Linked DNA regions of Mus musculus: region 2 is linked to region 1. A link is a loop called in an ENCODE intact Hi-C map of the cell type or tissue named here. Cell type or tissue: left cerebral cortex. All regions are shown on one strand. Each heading gives the region's core, and the rest is flanking DNA. Links, peaks and the distances in the headings are about the cores only.

Evidence for each region. Hi-C counts contacts between places; a loop is a spot of excess contacts. Peaks named below come from ENCODE experiments on the same cell type or tissue, not always from the same donor. Only the 100,000 strongest peaks of a DNase experiment are listed, where the experiment ranks them.
Region 2: a loop joins it to region 1, with 6 times the contacts of the local background. A loop is called at or near these places in 2 of 42 quality-filtered maps.

The regions. Positions count from the first base shown.
Region 1 is chr15:33,537,791-33,543,168 of GRCm38, reverse strand. All of the region lies in intron 7 of Cpq (carboxypeptidase Q), which reads right to left. Among named protein-coding and RNA genes, the nearest start is that of 4930592A05Rik, 110 kb to the left of the region's middle. In left cerebral cortex, for the core only: no CTCF peak of the experiment used is centred there; a DNase peak (open chromatin) is centred at 2,761.
Region 2 is chr15:33,684,982-33,690,359 of GRCm38, reverse strand. Tspyl5 (testis-specific protein, Y-encoded-like 5) reads left to right here and starts at 2,477. Exons shown (of 1, transcript NM_001085421.1): 1 at 2,477-5,378. The coding sequence starts at 2,563. The coding sequence ends at 3,783. In left cerebral cortex, for the core only: no CTCF peak of the experiment used is centred there; DNase peaks (open chromatin) are centred at 1,891, 2,475 and 2,970; H3K4me3 peaks cover 1,886 bases; H3K27ac peaks cover 1,900 bases.

The DNA.
Region 1 (5,378 bases), core at 228-5,227:
TGGATTGCTATATATTGATTGCTTTTCCTATGTTTAGGTATGGGCCATATATCTCTGTTCCTTTCAAATCTTTTACCATGAAGGGGTATTAAATTTTGTCAAATGCATTTTTCAGCATCTAATGGGATATGAATGTAGTTTTTTTCTTTGAATTTGTTTATATAGTGATTACATTCATGGATTTCCATAGATTGAAACATCCCTGCATCCCAGGAATGAAGCATACTTGATCATGATGGATGATCATTTTGATGTGTTCTTGGATTTGGTCTGTGAGAATTTTATTGAGTATTTTTGTATCAATATTCATAACGGAAATTGGTCTGAAGATCTCTTTCTTTGTTGGTTCTTTGTGTGGTTTAGGTATAAGCATAATTGTGGCTTTGTAGGATGAATTGCATAGTGTTCCTTATGTTTTTATTTTGTGGAAAAGTTTGAAGAGTATTGGTATAAGGTCTTCTTCAAAGGTCTGATAGAATTTTGCACTAAACCCATTTAGTAATGGGCTTATTTTAGAAGGGAGACTATTAATGACTGCTTCTATTTCTTTTGGGGTTGTGGGACTGTTCAGATGTTTTATCTGATCCTGATTTAACTATCTGGTATCTGTCTAGAAAATTGGCCATTTCATCTAGAATTTCCAGTTTTGTTGAATATAGGCTTTTGTAGTAGAATCTGATGATTTTTTTTTAAAATTTCCTCATTTTCTGTTGTTATGTCTCCCTTTTCATTTCTGATTTTGTTAATTTAGATACAATTCTGTGCTGTCTGGTTACTCTGGCTAAAGGTATATTTATCTTGTTGATGTTCTTAAAGAACTGCTCCTGGTTTTGTTGATTCTTAGTAAAATTTTTTGTTCTTTGACTCTACTTGGTTGATTTCAGCTCTGAATTTGATTATTTTCTGCTGTCTACTCCTCTTGGGTATACTTGCTTCTTTATGTTTTATAGCTCTCAGGTGTGCTGCCAAGCTGCTAGTGTATGCTCTCTCCAGTTTCCTTTTAGAGACACTCATAGCTATGAATTTTCATGTTAGCATTGTTTTCATTGTGTCCCATAAGTTTGGGTATGTTGTGGCTTCATTTTCATTACATTCTAAAATGTCTTTAATTTCTTGCATTATTTCTTCTTTGACCAAGATATAGTTGAGTAGAACATTGTTCAGCTCCATGTGTGGGTTTTCTATTGTTTTTGTTGTTATTGAAGACCAGCCTTAGTCCATGGTGATCTGATAGGGTATATGGGATTATATCAATCTTCTTACATCTGTTGAGGCTTATTTTGTAAGTGATCATATGGTCAGTTTTGGAGAAGGTATTATGAGGTGCTGAGAAGAAGGTATATGCTTTTGTTTTAGGATGAAATGCTCTATACATATCTGTTAAACTCATTTTGTTCATAACTTGTGTTAGTTTCACTATTGCTCTGTTTAATTTCTGTTTCAATGATGTGTCCATTGTTGAGAGTTTGTTGTTGGAGTTTCCCACTATTATTATGTGAGGTGCAATGTGTGCTTTGAGTTTTAGTAAAGTTTTTGTTGTTGTTGTTTTGTTTTGTTTTTGTTTTTGTTATTTTATTTATTTATTTTTTATTTTTTTATGAATGTAGGTGCCCTTGCATTTGGAGCATAGATGTTCAGAATTGAGAGTTCATCATGGTAGATTTTTCCTTTATTGAGTATGGAGTGTCCTTCCTTATCTTTTTTGATAACTTCTGGTTGAAAGTCGATGTTATTTGATGTTAGAATGTCTACTTGAGCTTGTTTCTTGGGACCATTTGCTTACAAAGGTTTTTTTTTTTTTTTTTTTTTTTTTCAGCCTTTCACTCTGAGGTAGTGTCTGTCTTTGTCACTGAGGTGGGTTTCCTGTATGCAGCAAAATGCTGTGTCCTGTTTATGTATCCAGTCTGTTAGTCTATGTCACTTCATTAGAGAATTGAGTCCATTGATCTTAAGAGATGTTATGAATGGGGATGTGTTTTAATCCCATCTGTCCCCAATTCTCATCCTTCTATTCAGGGAATAACTTGGCAGTGTATAGGGGCACCCAGGTATAGTGGCTTGTGTTCTTATGCTAATATGTTACCCAAAAACCTGCCCCCAGTTGGCTCTGCCCCAGTTGGGAAATAAAGTTGCCAGCAGCCAATGGCTGGGCTGGTAGACAGAGGCAGGACTTTTAGGATGCCCAGGCAAGAAACACAAGAGAGGAGGAAGAAGGGAGTCCTCCAAGAAAAGGGCATAGGCAGACCATGCTGGGAAGGCACAGGAGGGAGAGACGGATGAAATATAGGTGCAAGGAGGAAAGTGGCCCCAGAAGGGCTGCCCAGAAGGGTCCAAGGGCAACAAAGATAAAATATAGATTTAATAAGCATTAACTCAGGAATATCAGAGGAATAACCATTGAGCACGTTAAGGCATATTAAAAATAAGCGGTGTATATGTGTGTGTGTGTGTTTGTGTGTGTGTGTGTCTTTCATTCATGAATCCAAAACATTTGGGAGGATTTAGAGGAGCCTCCAACAGGAGCATAGAGCAGACTTTAACAATTTACTGCAATACATAGGTATTTATTGAAATCACTTGACTGTTCAGCAAGTATGCTGACAAAAGATACAAGAACCATAGATTTCAGTATCTGGAAAGAAATCACATGGTTGGTGCTTAAAGGGGGGGTGCTGTTTGCTTCTGAGTCATCTCTTCAGTTATTTCAGTCATTTTTACTAAAGATGAAAATAATTCCTTCAAGCCTTCAAAAAATTGCAGTTCTTTTCCGGGTACTCCCAAGCTTCTACATTTGAAAGGCCAGTGGGAGCTGCTTGGTGGAGCCAAAGAGGAGAGGAACCATTTCTCCCACTCAACAGCTGTTTATCTTTGAGTAGTACTGTCTCTCTGTGCCTTAACTTCTTCATAGAGAAATCATCCAAGTGGCTATACAACCATGAGTAAAAGTTACTAACAATGACTTGTGATACATGTAGAAATTAAATTGATAATAAGAATCAACTTAGATTTGAAACAGTAATGGTTATCTTGGTTCACTGGTCTCGGTTCATAATTACATGGCCAATTTGGAGTAACTAAATATTTTTTCCCATTGATCAGGACCCTATCATCTCTACAAACAAAGAAAATTCAAAACATAGTCACTTTCAACTCCTTCAGCTGTTGCTGTGTCCCAGTCCAAGTTCCATAAACCTTCTGTCAAGACTGTTGTCACTCTTCCATGTGAGCCCCTGTTTCTGTTATTACATGGCACTGGTCAGGAAGTAGAGTTTAGACCACAAGGAAAGCTGAGATACATAATCCACGATCTTTTCCTATGATGTACATCTACCAAGTAAGTTCTGTATCCTCAAAGTTCCAAAACATCATATTATAGCACCACCATCATGGAACCACATGTTCAAACAAAAAAGCTTGTAGGGGACATTTCACATTCAAATTATAATACCAAGGTATCTTTAGCCTTTGGCCCACAGTAGAATCTCAACACAATAAGTGTGTTGGTTCCCTTCCCAATTCTAAGAAGGGGTGAAGTATCTGCACTTTGGTCTTCGTTCTTCTTGAGCTTCATGTGTTTTGCAAATTGTATCTTGGGTATTCTAAGTTTCTGGGCTAATATCCCCTTGTCAGTGAGTACATATCATGTGAGTTCTTTTGTGATTGGGTTACCTCACTCAGGATGATACCCTCCAGATCCATCCATTTGCCTAGGAATTTCATAAATTCATTGTTTTTAATAGCTGAGTAGTACTCCATTGTGTAAGTGTACCACATTTTCTGTATCCATTTCTCCGTTAAGGGACAAAATACCCAGGGAAGGAGTTACAGAGACAAAGTTTGGAGCTGAGACAAAAGGAAGGACCATCCAGAGACTGCTGCACCTGGGGATCCATCCCATAATCAGCCACCAAATGCAGACACTATTGCATATGCCAGCAAGATTTTGCTGAAAGGACCCTGATATAGCTGTCTCTTGTGAGGCTATGCCAGTGCCTGGCAAACACAGAAGTGGATGCTCACAGTCAGCTATTGGATGGAACACCGGGCCCACAATGGAGGAGCTAGAGAAAGTACCCAAGGAGCTGAAGGGGTCTGCAACCCTATAGGTGGAACAACAATATGAACTAACCAGCACCCCTAGAGCTCATGTCTCTAGCTGCATATATAGCAGAAGATGGCCTAGTCAGCCATCATTGGGAAGAGAGGCCACTTGGTCTTGCAAACTTTATATGCCCCAGTACAAGAGAACACCAGGGCCAAGAAGTGGGAGTGGATGGGTAGGGGAGCGGTGGCGGGGGGAAGGTATAGGGGACTTTCGGGATAGCATTTGAAATGTAAATGAAGAAAATACCTAATAAAATTGGAAGAAAAAATATAAGTGTGTTGGTGTATGATTGAGAGCCAAGGCTAACTTTTTCAACTTTGTATAGTCCATCCCTGGCAGAGAAATGGGCAGAAGTCAAGAATTAATTGCTTGGGAGTTCTACTTGCTTCCTAGTGTGTCAAGGACAGCATGGAGGTTTTCTGTTCTGTAGGCACCCCCAGTGACCAAAGGGCTTAGCCTTAACTCTCCCAATTTTATAAACATATGTATTCACACATATAAATTAAAGAAACAAACTTGCCACTGTGCACAAATGCAACCCCTCCACTTTCTGCCAGTGTATAACCCATGCATTTTTTTCTGTGACCTTCATTAGCATTCAGGTCAGACACTTCTCATGGGCATGGCCTTGAACAGGGAAATTATTATTAATGAAAGAAATATTCTGTTCTTCTGGTAGTATGGAAGAGGAGAGGGTATTTCAGCATTCAATGATGAAGAAGCTGCAGTCACAGTTTTATGTTTTATGCCACTGCATCATGGCATCTAAGAAGAATCACCAAATGAATTTTGGAACCCATCTGATGTCTATGGGATGAAAATACCATATAAGAAAATTATGAATAAGTAGTTCATAGTAAATTCAGATTTACAATATCAAATCATGGCTTTCAATTGGGTCCTCACTAAAATCTTATTTAAAAGACCCATAAAGCCATTTTCAGCTGTAGTAAGGTACAAAGGAAGCCTCAAGCCTCTTAGTAAGCTGCACTAGCACTAAAGAATCAGGCAGCATCTGCCTGTATTATCTGCCTAGTTCTTTTAGTTCTTTAGTTTCATTTGTTTGTTTTTAAAGAGGAAGGATTACAAGCATATTTGTTCATATAGGATCACAACACACAGGACAGCCTGAAACCCACAAGGCTAGCCTTGAAACCACAGGAACCAAGCTGTTATCTTTCAGGCTTGTGCCACCACTCCTGGCCTCCTAGTTACTTAAGTTTCTAGAAAAAATGCCAAACTGTTATGTCTGTAATCTACTGAGAATATTACA
Region 2 (5,378 bases), core at 300-5,299, 150 kb before region 1:
GAGAGCCTACTCCCCAAAATTGTCTTCTGACTTCCACACCTGCACTGTTACAATTACACTAACACACACACACACACACACACACACACACACACACACACACACAAACTAAAAAAATGTGTATTCTTTAAAGTTTATATATAAAACCCCCAAACTACTGGCAGAGTGTAGGAAGTTGATAGGTATGATGGGAGACAAAAAAATAAAAAGCATAAATGGAAAAGAGTTGACCATTTCACACGTGTTGGCTTTAATAGTGAGAAATTTAAGTGTATAGGGCCTCAGACCACATGTGGTAGACTGAGCACTTGAAGGAAGCACCAGAATAAAGGTTCTGAGGCAGGAGACCAGAGTATTGGAGAAAGCATAGGACAGAAGGTTAGAGGGGAAACCTGTCAGAGCTGGAGCTTTGCAGGCAACTGCAGGCCTTTTGAGAAAGTTAGAACTCACATGTATTGGTTAGTTACAGTTATTACTTAGTTTCAGAGCAACCTCCCCAACCCCGGCTTCTACACTTAAAATTTAATGTGTATAAAAGCTGCCTAAGGAGCAAAATGCCCATGTAGGGAGATACAGAGATAAAGTATGGAGCAGAGACTGAAGGAAAGACAATCCAGAGACTGCCCCACCTGGGGATGCATCCCATATACAGTTACCAAATCTAGACACTATTGTGGATTCCAACAAGTACTTGCTGGCAGGAGCTCCATATATCTGAGAGGCTCTGCCAGTGCCTGACAAACACAGAGGTGGATGTTCTCAGCCAACTATTGGACTGAGCACAGGATCCACAATGAAGGAGCTAGGGAAAGTACCCAAGGAGCTGAAGGGGTTTGCAGCCCCATAGGAGGAACAACAATATGAACCAACCAGTACCCCCAGAGTTTCCAGGGACTAAACCACCAACCAAAGAGTATACATGGACAGACCCATGGCTCCAGCTGCATATGTAGCCGAGGATGGCCCTGTGGCATATCAATGGGAAGAGAGACCCTTGGTCCTGTGAAAATTCAATGCCCCAGTGTAGGGAAGAATTCAATGCCAGAATAGGGAAGCAGGAGTGGGTGGGCTGGTAAGCAGGTGGGTAGGAGGGATGGGATAGGGGGAAACAAGGAAAGGGTATAACATTTTAAATGTAAATAAAGAAAATATCTAAAATAAATAAAAATAAAAGCTGGCCGAGAGCTTGTTAACATTTAGTTGCTGATCTAGTAGTTCTTGTGCACCTTGAGCAAGCTTCCATATCCTGCCCAACGGCTAGGCTTACTTCTCTGTTTTTCACTGCAAGGGTGTTGTGGTGTTTGAACCTGGAAGATCCACTCAGAAAGTTTCTCTTCACATTTGTCATGCATTCCCTCAGTACTCATGGTGCTGTAGCCCTGCTATAGGATATGAGGTTTCTTTAGGAGTGCCAGACAGGTTTTCTGGCTGATTCTCTGTAGGCTATGAAAAATTTCTAGGGCTCCCTCCCTCACTACTCCTGTAAACCCTCTGTCTCAAAAATCTCACCTGGAAATCCTTCTCTACTCCTAGAATGGTATTTTTATTCTATGTGTGTCCTATCCCAATTACAGGAGCTTGGACTCAGGCCTGTTATTTCTGGCTCTGGACTGGGATTCACAGCGTTACTCTGTGTAGACCTGAGGCAGCTGGAGGATTTGTGCCTAGGCAAGGAGTTTGGAATTTGTTAACATGCTGAACAGCTTAGGAGTCACCATAGCCATTTGCAAAGGGCCAACAGATTATGGTAGCATGGTAACATAATTAGGCCAAGCCTTTTTCTCCTTCGCTGTATAGTCTCCAGAATGTTCCTTAGTATCCCTCTCCTCTCCACCTGCTCTTCCTCCTCCTCACTAAGGACTGAATCCTCCTCCTCACTAAGGACTGAATCCAGGACTTCCCACATGCTGAGTAACTGTTTTATCACTGAGATGTAACTAACACCAGCCCTCAGTTGCCATTTTATCAGGAAACTGGGAACAAGAATACCTCCTTCAAGAACAGAGATAATGTAAAATTAGTATTCAGTAAAATGCCTTGTATGTTACTTTTTTATTCTTTCTAAGTCATTTTACATAAATATTATGGTTCTGGCTTTCACATTCCCTAGAGTTGAATCGTTGGGACAAATCTTACAGTAGAATAATTATGTAATGAGACAGACATGCCGATGACCAATTAATTATGAGAGATGTCACAGAAAATAACAGAAGAGGAAAAATACTTAGAAAATTGATGGAGACGGTAGTGGGTGCCTTTACGATGTCACTGTAGGAGCAATGGCTCTGTCTTATGAACCCCTGGGGACACGCTTGCTATCAATGATAGGAGATGAGTCAGCAACACTACCAAGGCCAAGCACAGGTGGAAACTAACTTTCTAACTGCAAAATAAGACTAAGGGCGTGTAGCATGTGAGGGTGGGCTGGTACGCAGCCGCTGAGCGGAGCCAATCACTGGGTGCAGTGGGTCCTGCCGTGGTGACGTCACGGTTGCCATGGAGAGGCCAGCTTCGTAGAGACCCTGGGCTGGTAGCGGCTTTGAAACCTTGTTCTCTGGCACCATGAGCGGACGGAGTAGGGGTCGAAAGTCTTCCCGCGCCAAAGGCCGGGGCAAAGGCCGGGCCAGAGCCCGGGTCCGGGCCGCTGCGGAAGACGCCTGGCACGACGAAAAGCCACCACAGAGCCCGCGGCTCGGGGAGGACTCCGCGGCCGCGCAGGTGCAGGCCGGCGCAGCTCAAGGAGGCGCCGAACCAGCCGAGCTGCGGGAAGAGGCGGCCTGCCGCCTCCCGCTGGACTGCGGCCTGGCGTTGCGGGCTCGGGCTGCAGACGAGCGCGGGCTGGCGGCCCCTGATCCGGACCTGGAGAGGGCCCGTTCCCTCGCCGAGCGCCTGACCAGCGACACCAGCTTCGTGGGAACCGTGGGAGCCTTGGCGAAGCTGCGACGCGGCTCCCGCATTGGAAATCGGCGAGTCCCCGGGAGGAAGGCCCCAGATACTCGGAGCGCCACGGGGAGGGGACCTCAGGCCACAGTTAGTGGGAAGCCGAAGATGGCCTCTGCGGGGTTGTGCGCCGCTGCTCCAGTGGGGGAGGAAAAAAAGATGACAGAGAAGCATGCTGGGGCAGGGTCTCCCGCGACAGTGGGCAGCATGGATACCCTAGAGACGGTCCAGCTAAAGCTAGAGACCATGAATGCACAGGCTGACAGGGCATATCTCAGGCTTTCACGCAAGTTTGGCCAGTTGCGACTTCACCACTTAGAGCGCCGGAACCTCCTCATCCAGAGCATTCCGGGCTTCTGGGGGCAAGCTTTTCAGAACCATCCCCAGCTGTCAGCTTTTCTGAATACCAAAGATAAGGAGGTATTGAGCTATTTGAACAGACTGGAGGTGGAAGAACTTGGCCTTGCCAGGTTGGGCTACAAAATCAAGTTCTACTTTGGCCGAAACCCCTATTTCCAAAACAAGGTGCTCATTAAGGAATATGGCTGTGGTCCATCCGGTCAAGTGGTGTCTCGTTCAGCTCCAATCCAGTGGCTCCCAGGCCATGATCTACAATCCCTAAGCAAGGAAAACCCAGAAAACAATGGTAGCTTCTTTGGGTGGTTTTCAAATCACAGCTCTATTGAGTCTGACAAGATTGTTGAGATAATTAATGAGGACCTGTGGCCCAATCCTCTACAGTACTACCTGATCAGTGAAGAAGCCCGTGGAGAGAAAGGAAAGGAAGAAAGGCCAGGTCCAGCAAAACTGAGCCCTGCACCTGCAGTGAGGCAGCCCAACTGATCCGACACAGATCTCCCTACCACCTCTTGCTGGACCTGTTAGGCTGACCACGTGGGTTTGGTTGTCTGCCTTCTGTTCATACCATACATGGTAGCCACTTTGGACTTATCTTCAAGAATGTGACATTTGTGATAATATTCTCTGCTTCCCCATGACCTCACCTTGTCACAATAGTGTTGCATGTGTGACATTCTCACTGTTTGTGTATCAATCACTTCTGATATATGACTTTCTCTACACTATCCAGTCCCTGTTCTTGGCTCTGGCTCTTCCCACTTTCCTTTCACCTGGACATTCTGAGTCATTGTCCAGATGGATATTCAAGCTATGCTACTTCATGGCCAGTCAGCTGGGCTTTGTGTCCATTTTAAGCATGCATGTTATCAGTGGCAAGATTTTTCTATTGCTATCACAAAATGAAGCCAGTGCTTTTATTCTGTGGGTATGGAGACATCAACCAAGGTTCTTCCTATTTTGTTTCCCACTTCAGCCTAGGTCCAGCAGACTACTGGTGTGGATGAGGACAAGGGAAAACAAGAATATGTTCTGTTCACATCATACATCTCTTCTTGCCTCATAGACAGCCTGCTAGTGAACCCTCATCATGGTCTGGCTATGCCTGACTGCAGTCAGTCCATTGACTGTTGGCTAGGTGGGTGTTATTGGCTCCATCTTGCTTATCAAAGACCTCAAGAACTGCCTATGGACCCAGGTACCTTCCCAATGCATGAGCTACAAACCCACCTTCCCCAGACTTTAGAAAACCTACTGCTTGTCAGATTGGTGGGCAGCCTGGCATTTGTGAACATATGCTTGTTGCTCTCATGTTGTGAGCCCTGAGAAGGGTAGAGCTTTGGACCACATCTTTATCAACTGGGTATCTGTGCCATTTCTCTTATTCCTTATTCCTTGCTAAGAAGGGACAAGAAGGAATTTTGAGGAAGAGAGATTTTTCATTTCTATGCCCATGTTTACGTCACACCTTCATGCAACTTAGTCTCCTTCCCTATCAACCTACCTTGGGACTTCCTACTCTCCTTATGAACCCTCTCCCAGCCTTTTAAAATAGCATCACAGTGCAGACAAAAAAAAAATCATCAACCAGACTTTTCTACATACAGTTAGGGAGGCAGAAAGAGGCTTCCTTTGCACACTCATGTAGTAGGCTGAGATAGGATAAAGAAAAACCAAAAGGTCTCAAGAGAGTCTATGGTCAGACATAGGTCCTGAATCCTGGCTTTGTTCAGTAGTTCTAAAGTTGTATGCATCTGCTAGAATTAGAAACCCTAAGGCAGCAGTGTTGTGGTCTCTTGTGTCTTCTGTCTGTTTCTTTTTAAGTCCCAGGGGCTTCTTCCTTTTGTCTCATTTGATAGCCTATGCCACTGGGGTCCCCAGCCCCCAGCTTTCCCACTCAGTAGTGCTTTGCTATCTTTGTTTCTTAGCCCAAATGTACTCACTATGGAAGAATCCCAAGGTGTTACTGGGGACAGGACAGGCAGAACCTGTTCTAGATATTTCTGGTAAGTGTGCAGGCTGAGCTGGACCATCTCTACCAAAGTTTGTCTGTGTTCTGACTTATCTTCTTTGGAAAGTAG